2 separate regions of the Homo sapiens genome follow, and region 1 is linked to region 2. Evidence: chromatin loops called from intact Hi-C (ENCODE). Cell type or tissue: Caco-2. All regions are shown on one strand. Links, peaks and the distances in the headings refer to the core of each region. The heading gives the core; the rest is flanking DNA. Region 1 overlaps DYNLRB2-AS1 (DYNLRB2 antisense RNA 1). Region 2 overlaps DYNLRB2-AS1 (DYNLRB2 antisense RNA 1).

Region 1 (5,385 bases), core at 286-5,285, 84 kb after region 2:
AAAACAAAAGCATGCTTAAATCCTAAGGATATTTAATATTCTACCCAACAGCCCAAAGGTGTTGACTCAAATACTAGCTGAACAGCCTCACCATCACGAAGTGGCTGCTGTGACACCAGACATCACTTCCTCGAACAAGAGTATTCATGTGACAAGTCTCAATGGTCACATTAGGCATCAGAAATGTTTTCTTCCCTGTTAATACATTTGCATACGTAGTTCCCAGCACCTTAACAAAGGTTCCTCCTTTTCTGTGCTCAGTTAACACCTATCCATTTCTTAGGACTTAACACAAGTGTCAGCTCCTGAAAGACCTTGTCCACCCTGACTGTTATCCACCCTGGAGTAGTCTACCCTGTCTGTCTCATTTTGTTCCCTACCATCAAAGCTTTTCTCATTCCTCCATATAATTGTGTGTTTACCTGCTTTACTCAGGACATTGTGAGCTGGATGAGACAGGAACTGTGATTTGTTGGTCTCTGGATGTCCTGTGCTTTACCCAGGGCCTGTTCCTCTGTGTCTCTTGACTGAACAACAAAAGAGAATTGTCCAGGTGCCATCCTAAGCTCAAAAAACCAAACCCCTATGCATGGGGCATGGATTCAGTGAGAGAGACCAGACCTGCCTTTACCAAGGCACAGGTGGGGAGCCCAGTTCTGCAGATGTGCATTGCAGGGACCTCATCTAGAATACTAGAGAATGGCTCCTACCTGCCAAACTCCAAGAGATTAACACATTCTTTAGGGCCCAGAGATTATGACGGGACTTCAGAGAAGCTGTTAGAAGAACATGGGCACAACTAACCTACACTCTGAGATTGTGGTGGGGTGTAGGTGACCATCAGGGTAGACAGAGAAGGAGGTTTCATCTTTTTCTCCATTGGCACCCCCTGGTCAGTTTCCAAGAAAGGGCCTGGTTCTGCTGCTGGGGGCAGGACACATCTGTGGTGGCAGCAGGCCCAGGGAGCTGGCTCAGGGCCTAGTAGCTCTTGGCAAGTCAAGAGGAACAGGGTGGGGAGAGCCATTTTCCCCTCCTCACTCCTGGCCTCACAATCCTGCAAAGGCCCAGACAAGGCAAGCAAACAGAAACCAACTCTCTGAAAGCAACGGGCCAGGCTGGCCTGGGGCTGCAGACGGCTTCAGGGCAGCGAGAAAACCCTGGAGTATGAGAGGTGTGGCTTCCAATCCAACCCAGTGCAGAGGTGAGCAGGTGGGAAGATGCCACAGAATGACCACATCTTCTCAGTCCCAAAGAGGCAGCCTTGGGGCAGAGCCAAACCCTGTGTTTGAATCCTAGCTCTGCCATGTAGAAGATACGGAGCCTTGGGGGATTTATTAACCTCTCTGCACCTCGGTTTTTTCATCACCAAAACTGGGATAATAATACCTGCCATGTTAGGTTGTTATGAAGATTAAATGAGTTAATATCTTTAAGTGCTTACAAGAATGCCTGGCATATAGGGCATGCTATCTATATAAAATATAAACAATGAAGTGAGATAATTCACTAAAACATCAGGGAACAGATAAGCCTAGACCTTCCAGTTTACCTGGACTTTGGATGTTAGGCCCTGTCCACACAACACAAGATGAAGCGAAGAGTTAGAAGCCACTACTAGTTAACCTGGTTAATTAAACCAGGTCAAGAATGCTATGCACCAAGCATGCTACATCAGTGCCTGAATCATTGTTATCATAGTTTTCATAAAATTGATGGTACCTTGTTCCATAATACAGTTGAAAACGAATCAGTTCAGACCTTATACATGAGCTAGAGCTCAAAGGGTTTGCTATTTGAATTGTATTGCCACGGACCAGGTAGAAGGGAAACAGTTTTTGTGTCAAAGATTCATAGAATTGAGGGTATAAGGATGACTAGACTCAGACCAAATGTGAGGTCCAGAGCTCACCTGGAAAACCAGGCCCAGGATCGCATGGTGGTGGGCGCCTGTAGTCTCAGCTACTAGGGAGGCTGAGGCAGGAGAATGGCATGAACCCAGGAGGCGGAGCTTGCAGTGAGCCAAGATCGTGCCACTGCACTCCAGCCTCGGCGACAGAGTGAGACTCCGTCTCAAAAAAAAAAAAAAAAGGCCCAGGATCTAAACTCTGGAGAGAAGACACGTCTCCAATGATGAGATGCATCGAAAGGGGGAAAGAACATGGTCTTCTTCTCAAAACATCAAATTAAACCATTACCATCTTGACGGTTTGATCAGCATCTGTTCCTTATACAGAAAGCACATTTTGCACTGGGGCTTTGTCCAAGTATTCAAATGTGGGTTGCTCCAATATTCTCCAGCCCCTCGCCTACCAGTCCTGGAGTTAATATTGTTTATGGGCTGTTAGTTTCCTTTGATTATTTTTATTGACGCCTGGTGCTTAAGAATCAGCAGATTGATGGCACCCCTGGAGCCAAACTCTGGGCAGATGCTAACGTGAGTCCTTTTCCCTACAGACAGAACCCAGACTCCGGAACACCCGAGGCAAGCCCACGATGCCATGTTGAGCAGTCACAGAGCCAGCCATTGTTGGGAGACATTGGGGGCATTAAGGAAAACCACATACAAAGCCACAGCTGTCACTGCTCCCATCATCCCCCACATGTAAGGCTGCTCCCTCCACTCCCTGACCCACCAGGTATTTCTCTGATGCCACTGCATATGTGATTCCCTTGGCCCAGGGTAATCTTTGCACATCTCTTCCTACAGAATAGTCATTCTGAAAGACTCTGCTCCAATTGCACCTTGATCAAGAAAACTTGTCTGAATTCTCACTCTGCATACTGGGAGAACCCTAAGCTGGCCTCTATTTTAACCCCCAGACAAAGCCTCCTACTTATTTGAAGTTTTGCACACAGACTCTCAGATCCTCAGAACAAGAACCTTTCTTCATCTCTGCATGTCCTTCTAAGCGCTGTTCCTTGCATAAAAAATGAATAAACAATTTTCACGTCTAAAGCACACACATAGGTGTGTAAATCTGTTAACCGTTACAAAGTGTATCAGTTTCCTGTGGCTGATGTAGCAAAGTGCCACAAACTTCATGATTTGAGAACAACATACATTTGTTATCTTACAGTTCTGGCGGCCAAAGTCTGAAACGGGTCTTATGGGGATAAAAGAAGGACTGCATTCCTTCTGAAACCTCTAGGGGAGAATTTGTTATCTTTTCCAGCTCCTAGAAGGCCATGCACATTCATTGACTCATGCCCCACCTGCCTCCACTTCAAAGGCAGTAGCATAGCATAGCATCTTTAAATCTTTCTCTCTCCCCTCCCTCTCATGCACACCTGCTTCCATTGCCCAACTCCTTTTTTTTTTTGAGACACAGTCTCCCTCTGTGGCCCAGGCTGGAGTGCAGTGGCATGATCTTGGTTCACTGCAACCTCTGCCTCCCAGATTCAAGTGATTTTCCTGCCTCAGCCTCCCAAGCAGCTGGGATTACAGACATGCGCCAACACACCCAGCTAATTTTTGTGTTTTTAGTAGAGACAGGGTTTCACCATATTGGCCAGGGTGGTCTCAAACTCCTGACCTCAAGTGATCTGTCCGCCTCAGCGTCCCAAGGTGCTGGGATTATAGGCGTGACCACTATGCCTGGCCACGCAACTCCTTTTCTGACTCTGACCCTCCTGCCTCCCTCTTATAAAGACCCTCTTGATTATATCTCAGATAATGCGGGATAATGTCCCCATATCAAGATCCCTGATCCCATCTGCAAAGTCCCTTTTTGCCATATAAGGCAACATATTCACTGGTTCAGAGGATTAGGACATGAACACCTGTGGGGCTATTATTCTGTCTAAAACATGAAGGGAGCATGAGACTGTGGTAAAGCACTGATGCAGTACTTGGAGGGATCTGGGCCCTAGTTCTGACGCTGTTACTGCCTCCTGTGTGATCCTGGGGAAATTGTTTAACCTCTCTGAGCATAATTTTCTTTGTCTATGGAAGCTCATGGGGTTACTTAGGAGTATAGAAAGATTTATATTCAACAGAAAAGCACTTTTAAATACCAGGACACAAAACAAGCACAAGATCCGGTTTTTTCAGATACTTTTTCTTTTTTAGGGATCTGCCAGCTAGACAGCTTTATTTAAATTGACTCGAAGTGAGACAGGATACAAACACACCACATTATTTAGAACATTACAAAAGCCACTACATCATAAAACTAAGGGATATGACCAGTGAGGCACTCAAAGGTAAATTCATAGCTGAATATTTTTAAAAGCTTATATATGAGAGCCATTACTGGATACTAAGCGTTATCATATTTGATTCTCAAATCTACCCTACTATTATAACTCATTTACACTTAGGAAAATAGAAGTCTTAGAAATGTTAAACAGACACAAGAAGTGGTAGAAATAAACCGAATTTAAATCAAAGCTTCATAGTGCAAAACCTCTGTTCCTCAATCACTGTTCATCCTGGTTATCATAGCTTTTTCAGGGAGGCATCCAGTTTTGTTGATTTTCTTTTTATCTTATGTAGCCAAAACTTACATTATTCCCATAGTCCCTTCTTACAATTTATGGGCACGGCACACCAACCTGATTTATGAGGGAAACAATCTCCATGGTTTTTGTGGATCTGCCTCTAGGTTGCCAGAACTCCATTTGCCCATGGTCATGGTCAACTTCTCCCTGCAGACAACCCTTAACCAGTGATTGGCAGGTATAGGATATAAATGTCCCAAACTCCTCACACCTTGAGTGGGAAAATTTGGAGCTTTTGTTTACACCACTTCCCTGAGTTTCCATTCAGGATTTAGCTTGAGCTGCCCACTACAGCACTTGGCTTACTACCTCACCTCTTACTGGCTGCCTGCCCTCCCCTGTACAGGTGCTGGGCCCTTGGTTGGGTCTGCTTCTAGGATGGGGAACTCAAATAAGACATGTAGATAAGACAACCTAGAAACTTATAGTGGTTCCCAACATAGGTAAGGAAAAATGAAACAAAGCACAACCCCATAAGTGAATTAAAGATAAAACAGCATTTAAAATGGTGGACTAAAATTGACATAAAACCAAAAAATGTGGACAACAATCTCAATATGCTTTTCCTAGAACACCAAGTAAAAAAAAAAAACAAATGTTGAGAGGGAAGTTAATAGGTAAGAAACACATGGCAAAGTTCCAGCTCCAACATATGGATAACTGGTGTTGCAGGAAACCAAAACAAATGAAACAAAAGTAAAATGGGAGCTACAATGAAGCTGAATAATTTATTCTGAAAGTGAAAAGGCAAGCAACATTAACACAAGAAGTAATACCTAGACATAACCTCTTTTATTGCTGTTTTTTTTTTAAATTCAAAAATAAAAGACTACTAAGAGTACTCAGGCAGAAAATTCATATTACCTATAAAAGAAGAGAATGCAT
Region 2 (5,385 bases), core at 105-5,104:
AGTTTGCAGACAGGCACTGGACAAAGGACCACACTGTTAGCAGCTCTGATTGAAATCCAGCAATCGGCAAGTGTGCATTCGTCTATGTGAATGAGGAGACCATATTATCTCTATCTGAATCCTTTGAGCACTTTAATTTTTAGCTCATTTGTTGCTTTCTCTTCCAGGCACTATGTTTCTTGGCAGAGACTGTATATGCCATCCCTAGTCTAGAATAAATTCTTAATAAGCAGCCTCCAGTAAAGACAACTAATGGCTGGGTGTAACGTTGGACTTTTGAGAAAATAACTCACCCCTAAACTTTGCCCCCTCATCCTGCAATGCTTAGTCTCGATAGTTGGTATGGACTGAATCCTTTAAATTGATCAGAGACCCACCCCCACCCACATCTGTATACCCTCAACCCCACACACCCATTCAACGCAGAATATGACTTTGCTATTCCTAAAAGTTCAGGTTTGCCATAAGGGCAGAGCTAGCAGATATAGGAGTTTAGAACAAAGGCTGTCTCATGAAAGCCAGCCCTGGGAGTCACCAGACCCTCCGTGCCAGTCGAGAGTGTTTCTTTTAAAAAGAAATAATTGTGCTCTTCTGACTAGGATGATAAAAAAAAAAAAAAAGTCTACCTCTTTCTGAAAGGAAGCCAGTCACTGCTTTTAATAAACTCTTTGGCTACAAAGATGAAACAGGCAGACAACAGCAACAAAGAAGATATTATTAACATAATTTCATGTAATTGGATAGAAGGGTAATATTTATTTTAATATTACAGAGGAAATATCCCACAATGCAGACCCTGGATTAATTCTTTATATCTTTAGACTGCACTTATCAAATAAAATTGTACTTATGGAAAAAGCAAACACATAAATCTTGCCTCATTGTTGGCGGGCAACCCTAGCAAGGGCTAATTGTATTATATATCTTCTGCAGCTCTGCCTAGTGTTTGCCAGGTCCAAATGTATTATTATTTATTACATGAACAAATGCAATTTTCTTCTTGGAATCTGAGCTTGGAATTCCATGAAAGCCTAAATGTGTCCCTTTTCTATTCAGGAGGAAAAAGAAAGACCCCCAATGAGTGTGACCTACAAGAGTCTTCCATGAAGATCAACATCTAAGTTTCCCTTGAGAGACACCAAATCAAATCTCAAGGAGTGGCCTCCGGAACACCATTAGGATGAAGGTAAAGTTCTTCTAACTCTGCTCTTTGAAATGTCCCTTTCCTCCAGGGAAAAGCTTTGCTATGGATTTGCCAGAATCTGAACCAATATTTGACTTAGCTCTGTTTGTTTGTTTGCAAGGTCACTATGCACTTGAGTGTTCCATATATGTACTATGTCCCCTCCCATTTTAAAAAATAAAATTTTTTTATTTTTTTTTCAAAAAGAGATGGGGTCTCCCTATGTTGCCCAGGCTGCTCTCAATCTCCTGGACTCAAGCGATCCTGCCACCTCTACCTCCATAAGTGTTGAGATTGTAGGCATGAGCCCCCATGCCCGGCCTTTCCTCCTCTTCTAACTCTGCCTCTCCCTCTCTCTCTCTGTCTTCTGTCCTTCACATATGGCAAGGCTAAGTCCCATACTGAAGGCTGGCTGGTGGTATCTTGCCCTGTCTATTTGTCAACTAGTCTTAAAAGTGCTACTCCGCTGCAGGCTGGGGCAAGCAGATTTTTTTCTTGCTCTCTGTTGACGTTCTTCTAGGATTGGTGAGTGTGTTATATTGTTCTAGAACATGTTTTAGCCTAACCACATTAGTAAAATGGATTTCTGCATGTTCCATCTCACCACATTTCCTTGCATTGAGGTTTAGGTGCAAATACTAATTACGTTAGTTTGTGGTTTCTTTCTCACAATTATTTTCACCTATATCTCTTTTACAAAATTCACAGGGAGGATGACTAGGCAAATGGAGATTAATCTGATCAAATTTAGTTTCCTACTAAAAGGACATTTAATAACAACCAGAACACCAACACAGAGTTATACCTCTGCTCTGGTTCAACTCAGCACAATTTGAACAGCTCTTGTGTGCTAGACACTAGGTTAGGGAGTTTTCACAGACTATCCTATAGTCATCACAGCCACTACGGGATTCGTAAACTTCACCCCAGCTCTTCTTGAGGATGGTGAAAATGAGATGCAGAAAGGTTGGCAGCTACTTGCAGAGTTGGGACTTGAATCCTGACTTCCCAACTTCATCCCCAAGGTTCTTTCCACAATACCATCCTTGGAAAGGGAAAATCATTGCTAGGACAGACAGTGCATCTAGACCAGTGTAGCATGTTTTAAAAGGAATTTCTCTTCCACCAATTCAAGAACTGAACAAAAGCAAAAAGTGTAAACAAACACACACAATCCTGCCCAGAGTGAAACCCACTAAATAGAAATACTACAGTGGTGCATTCTGCTGGAGGGAGATCATTTACCCTCTTTCCTTCATCAGCCCAATTAAAATCTCATCACACACAAAACAAAATCAAAGACATAGAGAGAGAGACTGTGGATTATGCCTCTAAGATGAAAAGCTAGCTTATTCTTTCTCTCCACTAACCTCTCTGCTCATGCTTAAATGTAAGTCCAACTGGCCATATTTCCAAGTTGACCACATTTCCCAGAGAATGTATAACTTATATTCTTCAGTTCTGGCAAAGTGTTCTCCCTGGTCCCTGAAGTTAGCGACTTCCATAGAAAAACAAATTTTGTTTTGAATGCCTAGCTGAGGAAGGGGTTGCTGCATATTTCTTTCCTATAGGCAATGGAGATCCAACTAAAGTTCAGGACAGAGATAGATAAAGGGAAAACAAAAGAAAAATATTCTTCCGTTGGCTTACCATAGTCTTGTTTCTGTACATAGCATGTCCCTTGAGTAGCAATGATACATTCTTTGGATCAAATTCACAGGTCATTTCTGCAAAGTTTTGCATGACACTGAGAGAAGGAGCAACCAAAGGACTGCAAACAGTTGCATAAGTAAAAGTGAGACATAAAACTTCATAGCAACCTCAAATGATGTCACTCTCAAGGACCTCAAGGCCATAAAATTCAGAGAGCTTCCCAAACAAGCCATTACTGATTTTCACGGAACTGAAAAGTACCTTGGACCTTGCTCCTTTCCATTCATAAAAACATTGTTATCAGTGAATGAGCTCACCACCCATTGCAACTGTAAGCTCTTTGGCACGTTAAGTTAAATCATTGTTGAACTCAACTCTTCCCTTTGAACCCTGGGGAATATTAACATGTCCTCCCAAGGGCCAGGGAGGAACATATGTGTCTTTGACCCTCTCAAAATGAGGAGGATGGAAACTCCCATGTATTAGCCAAGTACATTTGCTAGGTTGATGATGTGCAAAGAGGATTGGTCAGAATCCTATCCCAAAAATCAGGACCAGCTCCATTATTTGTGGGACCCAGGGCAAAACAAAATAAAAAACATGAGACTTCTTGGTCAAAGATTATTAAGGAGTTTTAAGACAGTGATAACAGAACATTAAACTCAGTGTGGGACCCTCCTAAGCATGGGGCCCTGTGCAACTGGTCAAGCCACATACCCATGTAGCTGGCCCTGCTCACAATCACCAAGAAGCCGTTGTCATAGATTTCTAATAATGAACTGAACAGAGAACATGTCAAGAAAAGATAAGAGGTTTATTTTATGATCAGCTGGCTTTTCAGAATCCTTCATGGTATGGAAGAGCCGTCAGGATGAACTGTGTCTCTCTCACCTAAGGAGCAAACTAAAACAGGTCTCCATAGATACAACATCTTGGTCCTGGAGGTCTTTCCTTTCTTAGGTTAAAAGAAAGGGGTGATGTGTACAAGGCAACTGATGCAACAGAAGGAAGAGGGAATAAATGGCTGTGGCTTAGAAAAAATTCAGCTAACCTCCTCCATCCAGCAGGGAGAGCAGGCAGTGAGTGAGGCAGACAGAACTTGATCACAGCACTGTATCACAGAAATGCAAGAGAGAGCAGTTGTACGAAGAAAATTATTTTCTTAAAAGAGGACAAGACATGGAATTAAAAATGCCTAGGACATCCACACCTAAGCTCTACCAGGTGCATGGATAAAACACAGTTTAACCAGCCCAGAGCTGTAGCAGAGATTCAACTCTTAAGGAGAAAAGTAAGACTATTGATGAAATTCTAAGATGGAGATTCCTAAATCTACTTTTACCCTATGAATTTGGAAAAGACAATCATTTTTCAGTTTAGTAGCAGATATATGTCAAGACTGAAGAATCAAGTGCTTTAGCTTCTTTATATTTTTACCACGGTGTATATTTACTATGTATATGTTACATTAAGTGTATATTTTACGTTAAATACATAAACTTTATGTAATAAAAAAGGTCATTATAAAGAGGATACAGTAATAATCTCTGAACCTTTAGCACCTAAAAAACAGAACCAGAATATATAGATATGGACACAACCAAGATCAGAAAAAAATAAAAAAGCAAAAATCCCAGAGTACACATGATGCATAAAGGAGAACTATCAAAATATTAGAAAAAAAAGATGCAGACTCAAACAAGGGGTACAATAGTTGAGTCAAAGTTCTTCTTTCTTCTTCAGGGGCCAGGTAGTAAAGGCAATTTCACTGTCCCCTTAATTTTGACTCTAAACTCAGATGTGCTGACATATTATTGTCTCTTCTCCCAAGAGGGACATCAAACTAAGGTATCTTCCATTCAGTTTCAGGCAGACTCTGAATATGATGGCCTCTGCATTTGTTTGAGAATAACATCTTGCTCTTCGATATTTAAAGGGGCTGGGGGTGAAGGTTGTATTGCAGGAACTTTTTTTTTCCCCAAAAAAAATGTATACTTTGACATTTAACAAAATTAACAAACATTAATTGCATGTAAAACCCACTTTGCTGAATTGCAGTGAGCCATTTAACCCTATGGACTAACCCACCCAAGAGCTTACAGGAGGAGAAGCAGAGCTGGCAATTCTCAGACATTAAGACACTCAGCTGCCTACACTCAAGCTCCTTCGAGGTCAGAGAAAGCTATGTTGCAGAAAAAGAACGTGAGTCCAAATTAGCAATTTGGCAGCATTCTTCAAAAAGAAAAATGTAACCTCAGGACTTTCCCAGTGCTCTCAATTCAGTCTGCCAGGACGTGTCAATGGATTGTAGTCTTATTTGTACCCAGGGCAAGGGACGTCACTCCCCACAGCTTCCCCTTTCCTTGCATATATATAAAAATTAAGGAAATTTTTTTTCCATCTTCAATTTTGTGTGTGGGGGGCTGGGGGGTGGGGCACGTCTCTCTCTGGCTAATTGCTGATTTTCTCTTAGCCCAAGGCTATGACACTTTCTGTCACATCGCTTTCCTCACAAGCGGTTCCTCATCACAAAAATCATCTCTTCATAC

The links. A loop is a pair of places that touch in the nucleus more often than their neighbours do. Peaks named below come from ENCODE experiments on the same cell type or tissue, not always from the same donor. Only the 100,000 strongest peaks of a DNase experiment are listed, where the experiment ranks them.
Region 1: it touches region 2 in a loop (7-fold over the local background); 2 of 110 quality-filtered maps call a loop at or near these places.

What each region holds. Positions count from the first base shown.
Region 1 is chr16:80,347,077-80,352,461 of GRCh38, forward strand. All of the region lies in intron 2 of DYNLRB2-AS1 (DYNLRB2 antisense RNA 1), which reads right to left. Among named protein-coding and RNA genes, the nearest start is that of DYNLRB2, 190 kb to the right of the region's middle. In Caco-2, for the core only: no CTCF peak of the experiment used is centred there; DNase peaks (open chromatin) are centred at 1,165 and 3,215.
Region 2 is chr16:80,262,788-80,268,172 of GRCh38, forward strand. The region is part of intron 2 of DYNLRB2-AS1 (DYNLRB2 antisense RNA 1); the gene reads right to left. Among named protein-coding and RNA genes, the nearest start is that of DYNLRB2, 280 kb to the right of the region's middle. RefSeq lists enhancers at 1,085-1,379, 2,905-3,199. In Caco-2, for the core only: no CTCF peak of the experiment used is centred there; a DNase peak (open chromatin) is centred at 3,084.